Linked DNA regions of Homo sapiens: region 2 is linked to region 1. A link is a loop called in an ENCODE intact Hi-C map of the cell type or tissue named here. Cell type or tissue: heart right ventricle. All regions are shown on one strand. Links, peaks and the distances in the headings refer to the core of each region. The heading gives the core; the rest is flanking DNA. Region 1 overlaps OGT (O-linked N-acetylglucosamine (GlcNAc) transferase). Region 2 overlaps TAF1 (TATA-box binding protein associated factor 1).

Region 1 (2,917 bases), core at 228-2,727:
ATGAGTAATCTAGTGGCAGGTGCCAGGATTGAGGCTTTGGTTGGATAATTCTTCTGCCCGATAGTGAAATGAAGTCAGAGTTTCTAAATATGCCTGACAGCCTAAGGGTAGGTTTGCTCATAGGTAGTCATTTGCTAAATATGTTTTTTTCCACTCTGGAAAATTTTCGGTCCTTGATACAGAAGTGATTCATCATAACCTTGAATAACATAGTTGGACAAATATTTGAGATGTGTGTGTGTGTGTGTGTGTGTGTGTGTGTGTATATATATATATATATATATATATATTTCCTTTTTTTTTTGAGACAAGAGTCTCTGTCGCCCAGGCTGGAGTGCAGTGGCACGATCTCGGCTAACTGCAGTCACTGCCTCCTGGGTTCAACCGATTCTCCTGCTTAAGCCTCCCAAATAGCTGGGATTACAGGCACACGCCACCATGCCCAGCTAATTTCATATTTTTAGTAGAGATGGGGTTTCGCCATGTTGGCCAGGTTGATCTCGAACTCCTGACCTCAGGTGATCCTCCCACCTCGCCCTCCCAAAGTGTGGGGATTACAGGCATGAGCCACCACGCCCGGCCTGATATATATATTTTTAATGTGACTGACATTTGGGGAGGAGAGAAAGAAGCTCTAGTAAGGTCCCATAGTATTTTATGTGAAGCTAATGGGGCCAAATGCATTTCAACATTCAGAATTTTTAGGATATTAGAAAGATAATACCATATATAAAACACCCAGAAAAGTCTGGAGCAGCACCTTTTAGTAAAACACATTTATATTTCTGCAGCAAAAGACAGTATTCATACTAAGTGAGATAATTAAATTCTATAAATAGTTTCATGTCACCTCAAGTCAGGTTTAACCCTCAAATGAGTTTTTGGAACTTTTTGGGATTTGGAATTGTGGATGAGGGGTTGTGGTCCTGCACTGAAGTTTGTCAGGCAGTATCTTTAGTTGATAGAATAAAATGGCAGGGAGCTAGATGCTTAAAAGTGATTTCAAGATATTTTTAATTGACAAAGCAGAGTATAATTAATGACAGCGTCTCTGGGTTTCTAGGATTTGTACTGTGTTCGCAGTGACCTGGGGAACCTGCTCAAAGCCCTGGGTCGCTTGGAAGAAGCCAAGGTAGGTGTTTGATAGAACACATTTAAACATCAGTATTATGAAAACTTGTACTTTTTGCCAAGTCTTCAACTCTTCATTGAGCTATCTTCACAAAACAGTCCTTTGAAACTGAGGAAAACTGACGGCACGAATCGCCTCAGAATAGAGCAGGGCCAGGCTTTGGCATATCTGTTCTAAATCTGGGGGTAAAGCAAGAACCTGAACATTTTGGAGCCTTTCTGCTGAGCTAGACCATCTTTATAACACTGGGCTCCGTCATGATCTTATGTGGGAATAAATAACATTCCTTCAAATCTGAGGCTTGCCTGCTGGTGACAAGCAGAGCGCCTGTGATTTGGCTCAAGACTCCTATATGATGCAGGTGCCATTGAAAATGCTGCTCTTCTAAGTCCTTTGTGGCTTGTAAGTGGAGAAGAATTTCATCCAAATGTTACCCTGTAATACTGGCATTTAAAATTCTTATTTAACCTTCCTCCCTTCATCTTCCTCACCCTTTTTACAGTGGAAGAAAGGCTGTTAAAATGATTACAAATTAATAATTGGAACATCCTGTCCCTTGTCCCCACTCCCTTCCCAAGTTCCTTTTTCCTCTTTTCCAATCCTAGTTGTCTACCTTCTTTTCTTCCTCATTTCCTTCTTTTATTCCTCCCCACCCCAACCCCTTAAAAAAAAGGTCAGAAGGACAAAGCTGGTTTGTTTGGGAAATGGACTGATCGAAAGAAAACTTGCCAAAGTGGAAAGGTGGCTTTTAGCATTCTGTGTTTCCAAATAATGAATTTGAACACCAGGTTGGGTTAATTAAAGCTTTTGGTATAATTTAAAATTAAATTTATAAATGCAGTTGTCTTGTTACAAGCCACCTTACGCAACCGCGCTGCAGGGGTGAGGAGTGGGGAGAAACCAGAATGCTTCTGAAACTCCCACCTGTTGCTCTGAGCCCCACGCGCATGCTAATGCGTGGAGTGTATGCGCAGAGTAGCTGTCTGTTTGACTGCTTCATCCAGGGAGGGAGAAGGCTTTTCAGCACCATCTAATGTTTTAAAAGGCACTAGTTTTAAGTGCACAGCTCATAAATTCTGCTGACATTTTGGATTAACCTTATGTAGGTTGCCAGCTAATGAATTGTAATTGATTTCAATCTTAGCTGATAAATCTAATTGGTAATTTATAGAACAAATATTTGATAAGCTCCTATTAATTGTCACCCCACCAAGCGGACAGCTAACATGAATTGCACTTCACTGCAGCTTTAGAGATCGGTTTAGGCTGAGACATTGCGCCTGCCTTAGGTTGCTGACTTCTTTATTTCAGAGCTCTGGAGACACCTAGTTTGAAAAATGTTATTCTGTTTTTTTGTGAGAACTTAGTAAACAAGAAAATACTCTTGAGTGAAATGCAATGTATTTCTTTTGTAATCAGTGCATTTGAAAATTCAAGCCAGCATATTCCTAGTAGATGGAAGCAAAATTAAGTTGTCTTTGTAGAAAATGAAGAGCCTTTCTTCCAGCAAAAATCCCTGCTGTATGCAATAGCCCTGATTAACCCTCTCCCTTCTGCATGTTTCCCATATTACAGACTTGAGACTGTCCTCATTCCCATATGTAATAGACATCCAAAGAATTTCAATTGCTTTGTTGAACTTTTACTAATGATCTTGTTTTTATTTTCTCTCTTGTTTTTGGTTTTTCACCATTGATATTGTATTTAGAAGGTTTCAGGTGGGTGAAACCTCCTATTCCATGCGTAAGGTGCCTCGCTGAAGGGAGCTCGAGGCCTGGATCTAGG
Region 2 (2,917 bases), core at 277-2,776, 90 kb before region 1:
CCTGCACCAGAGTGTTATATTAATTGTGTTAGTTGGTGAACCTACAATGACATATCATTATCACCCCAAGTCCATGGTTCATTCTTGGTGGTGGTATACATTGTATGGGTTTTGAAAAATGTATAATGACATGTATCCACCATTATATTATCAGACATAATTGTTTGTTAAAAGCATCCTTAGGATGGGCACAGTGGCTCATGTCTGTAATCCCAGCACTTGGGGAGGCTGAGGGGGGCGGATCACTTAAGGCCAGGAGTTCAAGAGTAGCCTGGCCAACATGGTGAAACCTAGCAACACATACTGAACAATTTTTAGAGGAAAATTGTTATGATGCTGGAATTTGCTTCAAAACAATTTGAGAAGAGTCTGAAAATTGAAGTAAATGAAACAAGATTGACTGTGTGTTAATCATTGAATCTGGCTAGTGAGTACATGGGAGTCCATTATGTTAGTGTTGTATTGCATATGTTTGGAATTTTCTGCCTCTGAAAGTAGAACAAGAGTCCAAGTTAAAGCTGAGGCATGGTTTTTCTAGGTCTAGGATAATGGGACACACTGCTGATGACAGAATGTAAAATTCTGGAACAAGTCTGCAAAGATAATGGCACTTTCTTATTTTATTTATAGGACCTGAGAGTCAGTATACTAAGACTGCCCAGGAGATTGTGAACGTCTGTTACCAGACATTGACTGAGGTAGGTGGTAAAGATGGAGGTCCTAAGCCTGGGCAACATAAGGAGACCCCATCTTTACAAAAAAAGATTTAAAAATTAGTGGGGTCTGGTGGTACACAGCTGGGACGTGTGGTCCCAGCTACTCGTCTGAGGTAGGAGAATCATTTGAGCCTGGGAGGTCAAGGCTGCAGTGAGTCATGACCATATCTCTGCATTCCAGCCTGGGCAACAGCAAAACCCTGTCTCAAAAAATAAAAGAGGTCTCCTTGGGATCTAGCTTTTTGAAATCCTGTTCCCTTGAATGAGGAGCTTTCCCTGATTATCCTATTTTAAAATGTAGTATTCCCTACCCCCCAACTCCGCATCCCCTGTTTCCTTCCCTGCTTAATTTATTTTGATTATTATCTGTGTCCTGCCACTAGAATATAAGCTCCATGAAGATAGATATTTTTGTCTTTTGTTTACTTTTGTATCCCCAGTACTTAAAATACATGTTGAATGAATTTATTTTCTTTGTTTCTCAGTATGATGAACATTTGACTCAACTTGAGAAGGATATTTGTACTGCTAAAGAAGCAGCTTTGGAGGAAGCAGAATTAGAAAGCCTGGACCCAATGACCCCAGGGCCCTACACGCCTCAGGTGAGTCTGAGGACTAAGTACTTCCTCATATAGTTTTCTTATTGGTTTGGGAAATTGGGAGCATGTTAACAAATCCGTTTACTGAGATACCATTCTTCTCTGTCCTTCCTCTTCATATGCCTTTCGTGTGCTTTCTTGTCTTCTCAAAGGCTAAGGTGAGTGAGGGCCATGGGTCTTGGTGGCCTTGAATCCAGAAAAGGCAGCTGTGGGATGAATGAATGGGGTGGGGCCTTAGTTGTTTAGGCAGTGTTTGGGAATATCAGATCCCTGACCCAGCCATCCTCTGGGTCTCGGGAATTTTCTTGTCCATGAATTTTGGGACTCTAGAACATCCCTAGAGTGTAGACTTCTCAGTTACAGACATGGGCCATATTGTTCCTGTGCCTTACAGACACTTGATTACTCATTCCCTCAGAGATATCTCAGTGTAGCTCAGAAGTCACCCATTTTCCTGGATTGACTCCTAGTAAATGAAGAAAGGTAGTATTAATAATGTTCTTAAATGTTCATGTCAAAAGAATGAGAGAGCAGGATAAATAAGAAATTTTTAGTCTTCCTGGTCTAACTGAACCCTTGAAATACACTAAGAGTATATTTCCTCCATACTGTACTCTTAGAGGGTTGGCATATTTGAAGAATAGGACTTAACAGAATATCACTGGTGCTTGGTTTCTGTATTGGAGGCACTATGGTAGGGTGGAAAGTACATAAGAATTGACATAAAGCAGGCCTGGGTTTGAGTCTTAGTTCTCCTGCTGTCTAGCTTTGTAATCTTGGAAAGTTAACCTCTCTCACTTAGTTTCCTTTTCTCTGAAATCTTTTCAAGATTGTTGTAAACATTAAATGAATTAATTTAATTTGCCTGACACATCTTTATCTGTTCTCTGAGACCCTTTCAAATTTAATCAAATATTTTAATGCAGAACTCTGCCAATTCCCACAGGAAAATTTTTTTTCATTCTATCCAGGTTTCCCTCTGAACTGATAATGCAACCTATGTGACCTCTGTTGGATTATTGCTGTCTCTATATCTCGTTCATGCACTATCCCTATCTATCTTTTACTCTCTCTTTCATCTCACAACCTAGGTTACTGAGGGGCCAGGTATAAAAGAACCCTCAGATACTTCTTCAAGGTCCAGAACAAGGAAAGGCTCTTGGAGTGTGTGGGCAGATTGGGTCAAGGGGGCTTGGGTGAGTGATGTTGCCCAGGAAGGCCCTATTTGCTAATAGGCCCACAGCTTCCACAAGGTACTTTCTGGTAAGTTAAAGCCTGGGTATTAGCCATCATTCCCCAGGAGAGTCTAGCCATTGAATGGCACATGGTTTGCTCATTTCTAGGACAGCCTAAGCCTAGTCCTTTGGTGAGTCAAAGCCTTAGACCCCAAAGTCACCTTCCTTTCTTCACTACGTCTCCCAGACTACCTCAAATGGCTAAGGACAACCTGTTAGCTATTTCTCTCTTGAGCATTAGCTGTCATTTGGTGCAGTTAGAGGGTTTCCTATGAAGAGTAGGATTAGATAGTACTGCTTCATTATTCCAGTTCACCTTTTCATCATTCCCTTCACTCACAAACAGTTTAAGATAGTAACCAACTCA

Evidence for each region. Peaks named below come from ENCODE experiments on the same cell type or tissue, not always from the same donor. Only the 100,000 strongest peaks of a DNase experiment are listed, where the experiment ranks them.
Region 2: it touches region 1 in a loop (2.7-fold over the local background); 10 of 110 quality-filtered maps call a loop at or near these places.

What each region holds. Positions count from the first base shown.
Region 1 is chrX:71,543,504-71,546,420 of GRCh38, forward strand. OGT (O-linked N-acetylglucosamine (GlcNAc) transferase) reads left to right here. Exons shown (of 22, transcript NM_181672.3): 4 at 1,064-1,132. Among named protein-coding and RNA genes, the nearest start is that of OGT, 12 kb to the left of the region's middle. In heart right ventricle, for the core only: no CTCF peak of the experiment used is centred there; no DNase peak of the experiment used is centred there; H3K27ac peaks cover 1,827 bases.
Region 2 is chrX:71,453,540-71,456,456 of GRCh38, forward strand. TAF1 (TATA-box binding protein associated factor 1) reads left to right here. Exons shown (of 38, transcript NM_004606.5): 33 at 631-698; 34 at 1,202-1,318. Among named protein-coding and RNA genes, the nearest start is that of OGT, 78 kb to the right of the region's middle. In heart right ventricle, for the core only: no CTCF peak of the experiment used is centred there; no DNase peak of the experiment used is centred there.